Linked DNA regions of Homo sapiens: region 1 is linked to region 2. The links are chromatin contacts, found by Hi-C or POLR2A ChIA-PET in ENCODE. All regions are on one chromosome and are shown on one strand. Each heading gives the region's core, a stretch centred on a gene start or an enhancer-like site at or near the end of the contact. The rest is flanking DNA. Distances are from core to core; before and after follow the strand shown.

Region 1 (6,149 bases), core at 241-2,740, 77 kb after region 2:
TATGTACGTTTCTCTAAAGCACTAGGAATGTCATTGTGTGTGTGTGTGTATGTATATTTTTTTTTATATATTTTTTTTGAGACTGAGTCTCATTCCATCACCCAGGCTAGAGTGCAGTGACACGATCTCAGCTCACTGCAGCCTCCGCTTCCTGGGTTCAAGTGATTCTCCTGCCTCAGCCTCCTGAGTAGCTGGAATTACAGACATGCACTACCACATCCAGCTAGTTTTTGTATTTTTAGTAGAGACGGGGTTTCACCATGTTGACCAGGCTGGTCTCGAACTTCTGACCTCAAGTGATCCACCCACCTCAGCCTCCCAAAGTGCTGGGATTACAGGCATAAGCCACGCACCCGGCCTCATTGTGTATTTAAAAGCTAGTATTGAAAGTGCCACTCTGAATGTGTACTAAAGAAAGATTAAGCTATGCACATGCTACACATATAATGTATGTGTGTGTACAAATATAATGTGTGGATGCTTTTGTATGTATGTACACATATGCCAAAATGTGTATGTATACATGTCTCCACTTCATCTTTTTTTTTCTTCTTCTAATATTGCTGTGGCTTTCTATTTTGTATCTGATGGAAATCTGGAAAGACTTTCTCAAGAAAGTGAAAGAGGAATTTCTGTAAATTTAGATTGATCTTCTTTATTTATTTAGATTGATCTAGTTATTCTGTACATCATGGTTTCTGTTTTAGTGTGTATATACTACTCAGTATTTTTCCCTTCTCTGCAGGAAAAAAAATGAGTTTGTTCTCCCTCTCCTTCCTCTTATCTCTCCAGCTAATTCTCTTATTTCTTTTTTTATTCTCTCACACTGAGGTGTTTTTTGCAGACTTTATCACAACCTGACAATGTTCTCAATGTTTCCTTTGATGCTGAGTTCTTTTTAAAAGACGTATGAAATGTAAAATCTCCCTTCCTTTCCCAGATCAATATTTGAAATAAAAAGCAGGGCAAACACCTTCAAAACGAAAAGTCTCCTGTTTCCTGTTGCCTATTCCAGCAGCAGGACTTGGGTTGCTTGCCGTTTTTCCTGCTTTTCATTTCCGAGGAGGCAGGAGCACCTCAGATGCTCCAGGGAATTGTTGATTCCAGAGAGAATTGCTGATGGGTGTAGCACCCCCTGGGTGCGTGCATCGAAGCTGTGAACAAATCCCCCCTTTCCTCACTAGAGTCTCTACAGAGAAATCACCTCAGCCCATGTATTCTGTGACAGCTGAGGATGGCAAATGTGGGAGCAATGTGGGCTTCTCCTGGTGCTAAGTCTGAACACAGAGCATAGGCCTTGCCTCAAATGTTTGCAAACATCCGTGTTAATGCTCAGCACGCCACTTTACACCGAAGGAGTCACACCAGTGTGACACACGACTTCAAGACTTCTGAGGAGCTAGAAAGGAAGTTTATGTATTTGAGGCCTTTCCCTTGGCTTCACTCCATTTAGAACTGGGTGACTCAAAATGACAAATAAGGTGTAGTAATGAAGACAAAAAGCTTCTTTAAAAAAATTATTGTTAATCCACTTCTCTTTTTGACCTCTGAACAGCATTATACTAGGGAGTTTACCCAGTCCTCTCAGTGAATAAGCTTGTGCTGAAATCCTGTGTTCTCAAGCTGGCATGTTATGTTGAAATGCTTTCAAGTTACATAAACGCCCACACTTACTAAGTGCAATTCCCTAATTGAGTCACTGGGAAGCAGCAGAAGTGAGCAGCACTGTGGTCCTGTGACACAGTGACAGTACAGAGAACTGTTTCCCCAGGAGCAACTCAAGTCTCACCACCTGCTGGGCTCCCAACTGTTCATATATTCAACCTATGGTAAAGAAATACAGAAGTAGGATTGCCATTATCATCCTCAGTATCGCCTTAAACTCTTACCAGTGTATCTGAATTGCATTTGTCTGCAAAACCAGCAGGCCTGCAGGCCGATATTAGAGTCACTTTCTTTCAAGGAAAGAGGAAAGTACTCAAAATGACAGAGTAGGTATGGCAGAGGACAGTAAAGGAAAAACCTCTCTTTTCTTTTCTACATTTGGATACTAGTTAATAGGATAACTTTGGAATGAGGGAGATCAGGTTCCAACTCTTGCTCTGCTTCTTGTGTGGCCCATTTAAAAGCTAATCTTTATAAATCCCCTTATCTGTAAAAATGGGTATAATAGTTATGTGGAACTAAATGAAAATCTACCAAATGAGAAAAAGAAAGGCTAGTTGTTCCAAGCTTGCTACAGCAAGGGAGTCAGCCACCATCACTTAACATTTTAGCAGAGACTCAAAGGCACGCAGGAGAGTGGGAAAGCATTATAGTGGAAAACGGGAAGGCTTCAGCTCTGCCCTGATTGGAGGCTGTTGCATGGGGAAGCTATAAGCAGGCCAGCTAGAGGTGGGGCACCCTGCGTGATTGGTTAGGGGATGTATTTTTGATTTTCTGTGGTTGGTGTTAACTTGGAAGTGGGGCCAAAATTAGGGAAGCTGTCAGTAATTAAGTCTTGTCAGTTTGGGGCCAGTTGTTACAGAAATGATCATTTATCTTCCTGGATTGTCACTGGAGATAGCAATCTGGTTTCCTGCAAGTCTGACTTATAGCAGGCTGGCTTCCTGGATTGTTTATTACAGATAAGGGGTTGGTTTCCTGGGCAAGTTGCTACCGGTTGTAGGTCAAAGTTCTATTTTATTATTTTCATTTTTATTTCTCATTTGTAAATTCAGTTTCAATGAAGCATTCATCAGAGAGCAGTCATGTAGCAGGTGCTCAGTAAATAATATAACTCATCAAGTGTTTGAAACCACTGCTATCTGGTATGTTTTTCTTGATCTCAGTGTTGGAGTCTTGGATTAGAAATGGGCAGATGTGGAGAAGCTCAGGTTATGTTGATATATCCTGGTCATTTTCTGTGGAATTATGCCAGCGTTGGAATGGTGTAGCAGTTATAGGCCTAATACCTCTGAATTCCTTAGGAAAGTCTGAAACTGCCATCCCATTCATTTCTCTTCTAGGAACTGTTAAAGTCCAAAAGAAACTCCAGGGCTCTAGTAAGTCTTTAACATCATGTTGAGTTCAGGATGTATTCTTCTTGGAATATCAATGAGTTTAAAGGCATCTGCAGTTGTTAAAAACTCAATAATAAGAACCTTTAAAAGATGAGAGACAAAGCACCTCATACTGAACAGGTGGTGTCTCGTTCATCATAGTATCCCCAGCATGTAGCACAATCCCTGGAACATAGTGTACATTTAATCAGCAGTTGAATGAATGAATGAATGAATGAATGAATTTCCCAACTTATATCAAATAGCTATTGTGGTGATAGTAGACATTACCTTTCCTATTATCTGCTATGTCATTTGGATATTCCTGTATGTTCTTTTTTCACCAGTGCTCCCAATATCTGATTGAGTTAAAAATAATCAAATGATTCATCATAGAACTTATACAAAATCAAAAATGACTATTTTGGTCACTTCATGCTCCAAAAATGCTGAATTCAGGAAAGAATGTGCCAATGAACACATTAAATACAATTTTAAAGCCTTGTTCAGTGAACAGGAAAGAAAGGTGACATGGTGACATAAAGTAGCTTCTTATTAGTGTCAGTGTGAAGTGGTGCCAACTTTGAACTCTAAATGCTAAATTTCTTCCAGTGATTTAACAGAAATATGTTCCAAGCCAGTTGGTTCACACAACCTCTTAGGAACTGTATATCTCAAAGTGACAGGCAGAGCTTCTTGCATTTTGTGTAGCAGAGACCCTGGAGACCAGGATTTCAGAGAAAAGAGACCCGGCCTAGCATTCAGCCATTACTAGTGTGCACTTCATCCTCCAAACATCCATTTATCCATCCATTTCCTCGTTTATTCATTCTCTTAAACAGCATTGATTGGACACTGAGAGCTTCCCAGGCACTAGAGATGCAAAGTGAATCTATTGTTCCCACCCTAAAGAACCCAAGCATATGATATGAAATCGATGATGAACACAAATGCAGCTAGAGACAAGATCTGACAGAACTTATTCATTCAATTACACTATCTAGGCTATACAACAATGACTAAAGTCTCTACCCTTAAAGAACTTGTACAGCAGAAAATCATGGACACAAATATACAAGATCAAATATGATAAGAGTTTAAGAGAAAAAGCACATTGTCCTTCCAGTGTTTCTACCACCCATCCCTTCCATTCCAGCCTCATTGACTCAACTGTAAAACACGCCAGTTTCTGTCCGCACTTTTTTTTTTTTTTGAGATGGAGTCTCACTCTACGGCCATGCTGGAGTGCAGTGGCATGATCTTGGCTCACTGCAACCTCCGTCTCCCGGGTTCAAGCGATTTTCCTGCCTCAGCCTCCCGAGTAGCTGGGACTACAGGCATGCGCCACCAGTCCCAGCTGATTTTTGTATTTTTAGTAAGAGACGGGGTTTCACCACGTTGGCCAGGATGGTCTCAATCTCTTGACCTCGTGATCCGCCCACCTCAGCCTCCAAAAGTGCTGGGATTACAGGCGTGAGCCACTGCGCCTGGCCCTGTCTGCCCTTTTAAAGTAAGTCTTCCCAATAATATTGTTCTTACTTTACAAATGAGGAAATAGCAACTGGTATGGCCTGTCATTTGCCTAAGATCATAGCTAGTAAGTGGTAGAGCTAAAATTCAAACCCACATCTGCTTTATTTATGTGTCAGTACTCATTAAATTAGTCATCCCCTGAATCAGAATGGGGTTGGGCTTGGGGGGTCTCCAAATCTGCAAGTTTAATAAGTAAACTTCCCAGATGGTTCTTTCTGATTTGCGTTAAAGTATGAGAACCACTACTCCTTGCCCCAGTTCAACTCCTCAATACCTCTGGCCTGGATCATTGAAATAGACTCCAGATGTGTTTCTTGTCTCATTCTCAGCCTCTTCTGGTCATTATAATTTTATTGCTCAGAAATATCCAGTCCCTATAAAAATCTACCTCTTTATGCTGGCATTGGATTTCCATCTTCTGTTGTCATCTATTCTTCTAGCCTGGGATTCTTTGCTTTCCTCCCAGGAACTAATTTCTACAGCCATACTTTGCACTTAGAATACACATCGGACTTTCTCATCTCCCCTTGCTTTCCCAACATCACTACCCCAAATACCTTCTTGCATTCCCACATCTCCAATAATACTTCTTATTCAAAACCAGCTTCACAATACACAAATGATTTACTATTCATCACTAAAAGGAGCTAAAATTCCTTCCTATAGTCACCTTACTATTTTAATATTATATGATATTGTTATACATAATATGCTATATATAATTATATAAGTATAGCTAGGTATATATAGTTATAGTTTTATATTTTTTTAATATATACATCAAATTTTCCTTTTTACTATCATGGTACATGGAAATTAGGATGCTTTGAGATCTAACCCTTTCATGCCAGGGTAATACAATAAGTTTATTAATCATTGGTATGCTATTCTATTATCTGTGCATGCATTTGCACTATATTTTTAAACATCATTTAAAAAGCCATTTGTTTCAACTTTTAACACTGGAAAGCAAGAACTCAGAGAAAAAAAAAGATCAAGTTTTAAAAACTTTCAGTTATTGATTTGAAAAGATATCTCAACATTTCACCTCTTCTAATTTCACCTCTTTCTGACTGGAGGCAGGCCCTCAGAAAATAGGCAGGAATTTAGACTTGGAATTCTTCTGTCTTTCCCTTAGCTCCACACCTTTACAATAGCTTAGAGTGAGATACACAGAAATCAAAAGGAAATCAAAATTCACTTTAGATCGATAAACAAAATAAACACAGATATTTGCCCTATATACAAAACAGGTCAATAATAAATTGCATCAGCATATAAATTCTAAAATAAAGGGTCAAATTAAGAACTATATCGCAGAGTGTAGACCATAAAACAGCAGACTTAATAATATGAAAAAATTAAATTCTTGTATTTTTAGTCTTATGTACTGTAGCTACTACTCACAGTTTAACACTATTAAGAAGTAATTTTTGCAGATCTGTGAGTACCTTCTCTTAAAGACAAATGCCTAAAACTTTTGCTGATTTTTAAATAGAATTGCATATTACCAGAGAAAAATAAGTATACTATTTGAAGTTTATTGTTCTTCTAACATGGAACAAGTTCCTATGG
Region 2 (6,253 bases), core at 1,429-3,928:
CCATCTGAAATTAATTTTTTGTGTGATGTGAGAAATAAAATACATGTTTTTCCATGTGGATATTCAATTGACTCTACATTAATCATTAGAATTCTGCATTTCATTTTAAATCACGGGCACACAGTAGCAGTCTGGATGCCTCAGAATGAACACATTTAAGGATCAAGTCATTTAAAACATATCTCACTATAATGACTTCTGCAGCCCATTTTGACTGTGAATAGCCTAGGCTGTTCAGTGTTAAGGTCAAATGCTCATTTAATCTGCTTGCAGGAACCTAATTTCTGGTCTAATAGATTAAGTAAAATAAAACAAATAAATGCATCCCCTTGGAAATAGATCACTCTAAAAAATCAAAGTATACAATTTAAAATTAATTTGGATCCTAGACATAAGGGTTATTGGTGAAAAAAATTAATAGTGTGGAAAGGTCTTGACCAAACATTTGGGGAGAAATAACCAAAAGGCTTATCTTTTATTATTAAGGAAGGCAAATGAAGACAAGGCCCACTTGTCTTCATTATACTCACACATTTACTGTCTCATTAGTTCCCCCAACTCTCATCAAGGTGGAAGACATGGAATAAGGAGAGATTGAAGGCAGAAAGATTAGCTAGGTGGCCATTCATTCTTTGACGCATTCATTCAACGAGTATTTATTCAATGATTATTGTACCAAGTATTGTATTAAATTCTGTGAATATTAAGAAGAGTAAAACACAGTCATTGCCCTGAAGGCATTTGCAATCCAGTGGAGAAAATAGACAACTAAGTAGTCACTTACATAAATGTGATAATGAATAGAGGCTGTGAGAGTTTGGCAGATAGGACATTCAACTCAGCCCAGAGTGAGGGGAGACCTGGGAACCCCTTCTCAAAGTCTGAGGTTTGCCCACTGAAGGATAGGACAGGATGAAGGATGAATGGAGGACATAGCCTCTAGAGCTAGTCTACAAGATGTGTGACCGTGGACAAATCACTTTATTTCTCTGTGCCTTAGTTTTCTATTTGTTAAATGGGGTTTATAATAGTAACCACCATAGAGTTGATCTGCTAATTCATTCTTCCGTTAGAAGAGTGATTGACACTGAGTATGTGTTTAGTGAGTCAAGCTATTGTCATATGTGAGAGTTACAGCATTACAGTTGGTCCCGAAGTTCTGGAGAAGCAAAGAGGTATTATCCACAGCATTTGTCCATTGTGACAACTGTAGTAGACAGAGAAGAGCAGTGACCAGAACCCAGGAGTTCAGACTATTGTCCTGATTGTGCTCTATGTCTACATCAGATAAACGACTAGATTATCTTTAAAGTTCCTTTCCACTCTCATGTCCTATGATTCTGCAGCTTCTGCTGAGATAGACTTAATAAATATGATTTGAATTCTGGTGGTAGAGAAATAAAGAAATCAAAATCCATTCTTAGATTTCCAGCTGAGTGACTGAGTGAGCAGTGATATCATTTCAAAAGAAACAGGCAAGTCAAGAAGAGATAGGTGTGTGGAGACTGGGAGACAGATTCGTGGATAGAATTTTTAGGTTGGAAGAAACCATTTCCATCATTTTATTTCAGTGTGGTAGAGAGGCAGATATTTCCACAGTTAATCACGGCCACAGAAACAGGAGCCCTATTGCCTAGATCAGGGTTTGTCACTTACTAGCAAGTTACTTGAATGTTCTGCATTTGGCTTTCTTCATCTGTAAAATGCAGGTGAAATGCAGATTGAACCATGCACAATTGCCCTTTGTAGGTCAAAATGGTTGAGTGTTGGCAATTTCATATGGTTTGACCTAATAATAGATACCCTCTAAGGGGCTGTACTGAGAAGTAAATGAGTTCGTGTGTGTTACCTGCTTAGGACAGAGCTCAACACGTAATACAGTACTATGGAAGTGTTTCCCTTATTATTAAGGCCATTTAGCTTTTTCAAAATCGATTGCACCAAGCTTCATTTAGGAAGAACAATCAGGAATTGCATAGTACACCTATTTAGGTCTCTTTCCCATTCTTCACTTATGCAGGCACGAGGCCTTGATGAGGCAGTTAGTCCCTAGGAATACAGCTGGGTTTACTTTTGCCGACGCGGCTGCTGCCATTTTGCTTGTTTCTCATGCCTGCATCTAGACAGGAATTGGCTTCTGCTCCAAAAGGAAATTTAGCATCAAAGTTCTCGGATGAGCTAGCTTCCTCTCCCTGTTCTTTTGTCCTCCACCCTCACTCCCTCCCTAGCCCAACTCTTGGTACCAGCAGGCCTAGTTTCCATCTCCCTCACAGGGTGTGATATTGGTGACATACTGGTCATCCAACATCTGAAGGCCCTTGGTATTCTGGACACCCCGGCTGGCCCTGCAGAGACGGGAAAAGGAGAAGGGCATATCTAAGGCTAAGAAGAGGGAAGAACGGAGGGGAGAGTGAAGGGAGCTCCAGCTCTGAGCCATGAACTGAGGAGTAGGACAGACACAGAGGCTACTGAAGAACCCTGTTCTAGTTGCATGACTTTGACGAGTCTTAGACTGTTCGTGTGATGAGTCTCCAATTGTGCATGAACCAAGATGCAGAGAGATGTTAAAGAAGCAGGAAAAACAAAACTAAACTAAAGATGTATCTTTCCTGTGTCTTTTAAATCACAGGGACACAGTAGCAAGCTGGACACCCTAGCAGTAAAAGCAGTATGAGTGGAGTTCCTTACAGAACTATTTACTTGCTGTTGCCTGGTGTCATAAACAGATTAACGATGACTCATACTGTTGGTTTATAATATATGTTCCAGTTTGTGAATTGTCTTTTCACTTCCTTTTTTGTGTGTTTTTGAAGCACAGAAGTTCTTACTATTAATGTAGCTGAAGTTGCTGAATATTTTCTCTTTGTTTTCAGGTATTTGTATCTTGCTTAAGGAGATGATTCCCTATCTGCTTCACATTTTAAGTAATTAGTATGTAAACCTCTCCTACGTTAGGCTGTGGTTTCAAGTTTGCAACCATTCAAGTTTGCAATAGTTTATTTTCTCTTGTTGGTGTCACCCTAGTGATACATTTTACACAAAAGAAGGAAATACTCTAAGGATGAAATTCAGAATTACAAATTATGGCTGATTAAAATCACCCTTACTAATTACTGAATGTTTCACAAGTGCAAGACACTTTACAAAAAGTTTGTCGCATCAATCCCAGGGATCACAGACGAGGAAAATTAGGCCCACAAAGTTTAAAATGTAATCATTAAGCAAGCAATTAACATAAAAATATAGTTATTATTGAAAGCATAATTTTGGTTAGGAGAGAGTTCCAACTCAAAAATCTCCTTTGAGAACTAACCTAAAGAATGCTTTGGGTGTTGAAATATTCCCATTTTGTTTGAATGTAGTAGACACATTTCTATTAAAAGTAGCATCATATTTGCCTGAAAATCAATGAAAAATGATTTTCTTCTTTTTCGATGATCAAATTTTTCAAGAACAGAGTGTCTTTGTTATCAAGGACAGTTTGGAAAGCAGTTGTACCAAATAGGTAAACATTTGGAGCCTTGAAGAGGAAATTAGCTGTTGAGGTTAGAGTTTCCTTGCAAATTCAATACATTTAAGTTCACAGAGTTCTAATATTCTAATACATGGTAATTAAGAAAAAAAATATAGAACAGAGTTATCAGGTGTCCAAATGTCCTAGATGTTGTTGTATAGGAAAAACAGGAAGCAAATAAACACCTGGTAAAAAGCTTTCTCCTGTCCTATAGCAGTTAGAAGTTGTAAATTTCTTTCATCAAAATTTCAGTCTTGGCTCTGTCACTAACAGCGGCCTTAGCCAAATCACTACTTGTCTCTGATCCTCAGTTTCCTCATCTGTGAATAACAACATCTACACTATTTATCTCCCAAGGTTTTTGTGAGAAGATACTGAAATATGTGCATGAAATGCTTTGAGAATTGTTAATATAAAGTCTAAGATGTAAATTATAAGAGTTGCTGATATATTAATAGTAAATGGTATTGACAGTATCTAAGACTGATAAGGTCTTTTGTGTGTGTGTGTACAGACTTTAATATCTATATCTATACATAATTTTATACATGATAATAGTAATTTTCATTTAAATTACATTTAACACTCCTTGGAGGACTTATTATGTCCATTATTTTATGTGAGTCCCTGAGTAACCTTGTGAGGTGGACCAAGTGTTGTCTTATCTTTCCATGTTGATAATGCAGATCTCTGCTTTCTGACCAAAAGGAAAGCCTCTCCTCTTTGGCAATTTCCATAGCTTCTGTCAGTCCTTGTTGCTGTTGCCCGTCACCTCCAGATTATTCCCTGATATTTATCAAATATGTGGCTCACATATGTCCTCTCCTTTCCTACTTCTGAGAGTATTCTTAACATTGAAGTCCATGTGGATGAACATTCAGCACTCTGATGCTTTGACCTCACACTTTCATCAGTTTTCATTTTAAGCACTAAAGCACCCGATTTTTAGAAACCTACTTCCAAGGCAAGTCCTCAGGCTTTGACATTGCTCCAGACAGCTATATCTGAAATCTCTAAATCTGACAGTTCACTCTTGGACAGTGACCTTCTTTACTTCCAGCTCTCTTAGTTTCTTTCTCCCCCTATAGCTATGGTTCCAGTTCAGCAGGACTTTCATTCTTTAAACTCCCCACGATCCCTGCCCCTGATACAGATAAACATATGCACTTTCTCATAGTCAATGAGCTTCCTCTGGATCTTGCTTCCTTCTCTGTGTAGCCTAGGTCAATTACTTTAAGAGTACCCTTGCCAACTGCTTCTATTCCTACCCTTTTTATTTGTTACTCCCAATTTGGATCTTGCCAATAATCGATTTTTCCTGCTCCAACCACCAGCAGTCAGGCGTTGCTGGAGAAAAACCAGGTAAGTATGTGTATGAAATGGAGATGGTACAAATCCATCGCTATCCCCATTGGATACTCTGCTGCTTTCAGCTTCTTTGCTGGTTTCTGGTGTGTTTTCTATTCTATCTGAAGGAGTTGTTATAAATATTTACCCCTTTCCAGGAGCTTTTTCCTTTACTTGCAACTTTTAAATTAACATTATATGATCTTGCCTCACACTCCACAGAGAAAAGAAAAATAACCAAAGATCTGTCTCTGGTTCTGCTCCAACCTCCCTCTTTTCCTTCTTTTTAGAGGATGACATGACATTCCCCTATTCAAGTCTGACCTACGTTTTTCTACAAATTTTATTCCCTCTGAACTTCTCCAGAGGCTTACTTCCACTTATTTTCGTTCTCTCCTTTTCAGTCTCTCAGAGCATGTAGATGCTCAAACATTTCATTTCACTAACAAATAAATGAGCATTCCACACACACCCTTATTTTTACATCCTTCTATTCTTCAATTGTTACGTCATTATCCTATATCACTTTTCCTCTTGTGGTTGAATGTCACCCAGAGGTACTTTACATTAGCTCTTCTGATTAAGTAATGCCTCCACGGAGTTGTCATATAAATACTACAATCCAACAACAGTTCAAGAATTATCCTGACAATTTGGTGCTTTATTTAGTCACTTCTATGTTGACATTTTGCCTTATTCAGTAAGGAAGTTTGCTTTAGATAAATATATGACGGTAAATTGCAGCTTTGACCAATGACTAGAGAGAGTATCAAAGCATTAACTATTACACCTCGTGTAAGAAACAAGAACTTTAAGGATAGTGATGGGAATTGTGGGAAAAAAATTCCTCATTACCAGTTACTAATGTGACATTCTTGGAGAGATGGTGCTTCCCAAATAAACAGTGTCGTCAAAATAAATGTGCATACCCTCATAGATGAAATACAAATAGTTTTTTTACGCAGGATTCCAGAAAGTAGCAGAGGGTGGGATCTTGATAACGTGTCAGTCAAGAGTAAACACAGATGCCAGGGAAGTCTTTCCTGCACAGTTAGTTTATCCCGCTTGAAACCAGAGGCCAGCTGGGAGTTGCTGAACTTTGGTTCTCGCTCCATAAAAGGGAAGCCTGCAATTAGATGAACCTTTGCCTTTGCTGACAGAAATTACTGAGATTTATGATACTGTGAGGGTACGTGGGGGACCTTATATTCTTAGCAAATGTCAAATTACCCTGATGATATTTCTGGTCAGCTCATTTCTGGGGATGGAGAGCAGTGTGCTTACTGACAGACTAGGCCCTGTGAGGCATCCTCATTTGGTGCATGTTCAGATGTTTCAAAAGCTCATTTCTAAAGAACAGGCTCAGAAAGAAATGAACAGAAAGTAATTCAA

What was found. Hi-C counts contacts between places; a loop is a spot of excess contacts on that map. ChIA-PET counts read pairs that join two places held with the same protein, here RNA polymerase II (POLR2A). Pooled maps may share reads with other maps.
Region 1: a map of PC-3 shows a loop between it and region 2 (4-fold over the local background). The contact joins two enhancer-like sites. A Hi-C loop is called at or near these places in 6 of 168 maps with a recorded cell type or tissue (CD14-positive monocyte, PC-3, dorsolateral prefrontal cortex and 2 more), 21 of 37 single-sample maps with no recorded cell type and 7 of 50 pooled maps. POLR2A ChIA-PET finds 5 or more read pairs at or near these places in 2 of 52 experiments (B cell and common myeloid progenitor, CD34-positive).

What each region holds. Positions count from the first base shown.
Region 1 is chr12:29,240,746-29,246,894 of GRCh38, forward strand. The region is part of intron 1 of FAR2 (fatty acyl-CoA reductase 2); the gene reads left to right. Among named protein-coding and RNA genes, the nearest start is that of FAR2-AS1, 74 kb to the right of the region's middle. Within about 2 kb of position 1,491, at least 19 of the 41 ENCODE cell types and tissues checked have a DNase peak (open chromatin) inside an H3K27ac peak, as active enhancers do; they include CD14-positive monocyte, PC-3 and endothelial cell of umbilical vein, where a contact is called at or near this core.
Region 2 is chr12:29,162,238-29,168,490 of GRCh38, forward strand. All of the region lies in intron 1 of FAR2 (fatty acyl-CoA reductase 2), which reads left to right. Among named protein-coding and RNA genes, the nearest start is that of FAR2, 16 kb to the left of the region's middle. Within about 2 kb of position 2,679, at least 10 of the 41 ENCODE cell types and tissues checked have a DNase peak (open chromatin) inside an H3K27ac peak, as active enhancers do; they include CD14-positive monocyte, PC-3 and endothelial cell of umbilical vein, where a contact is called at or near this core.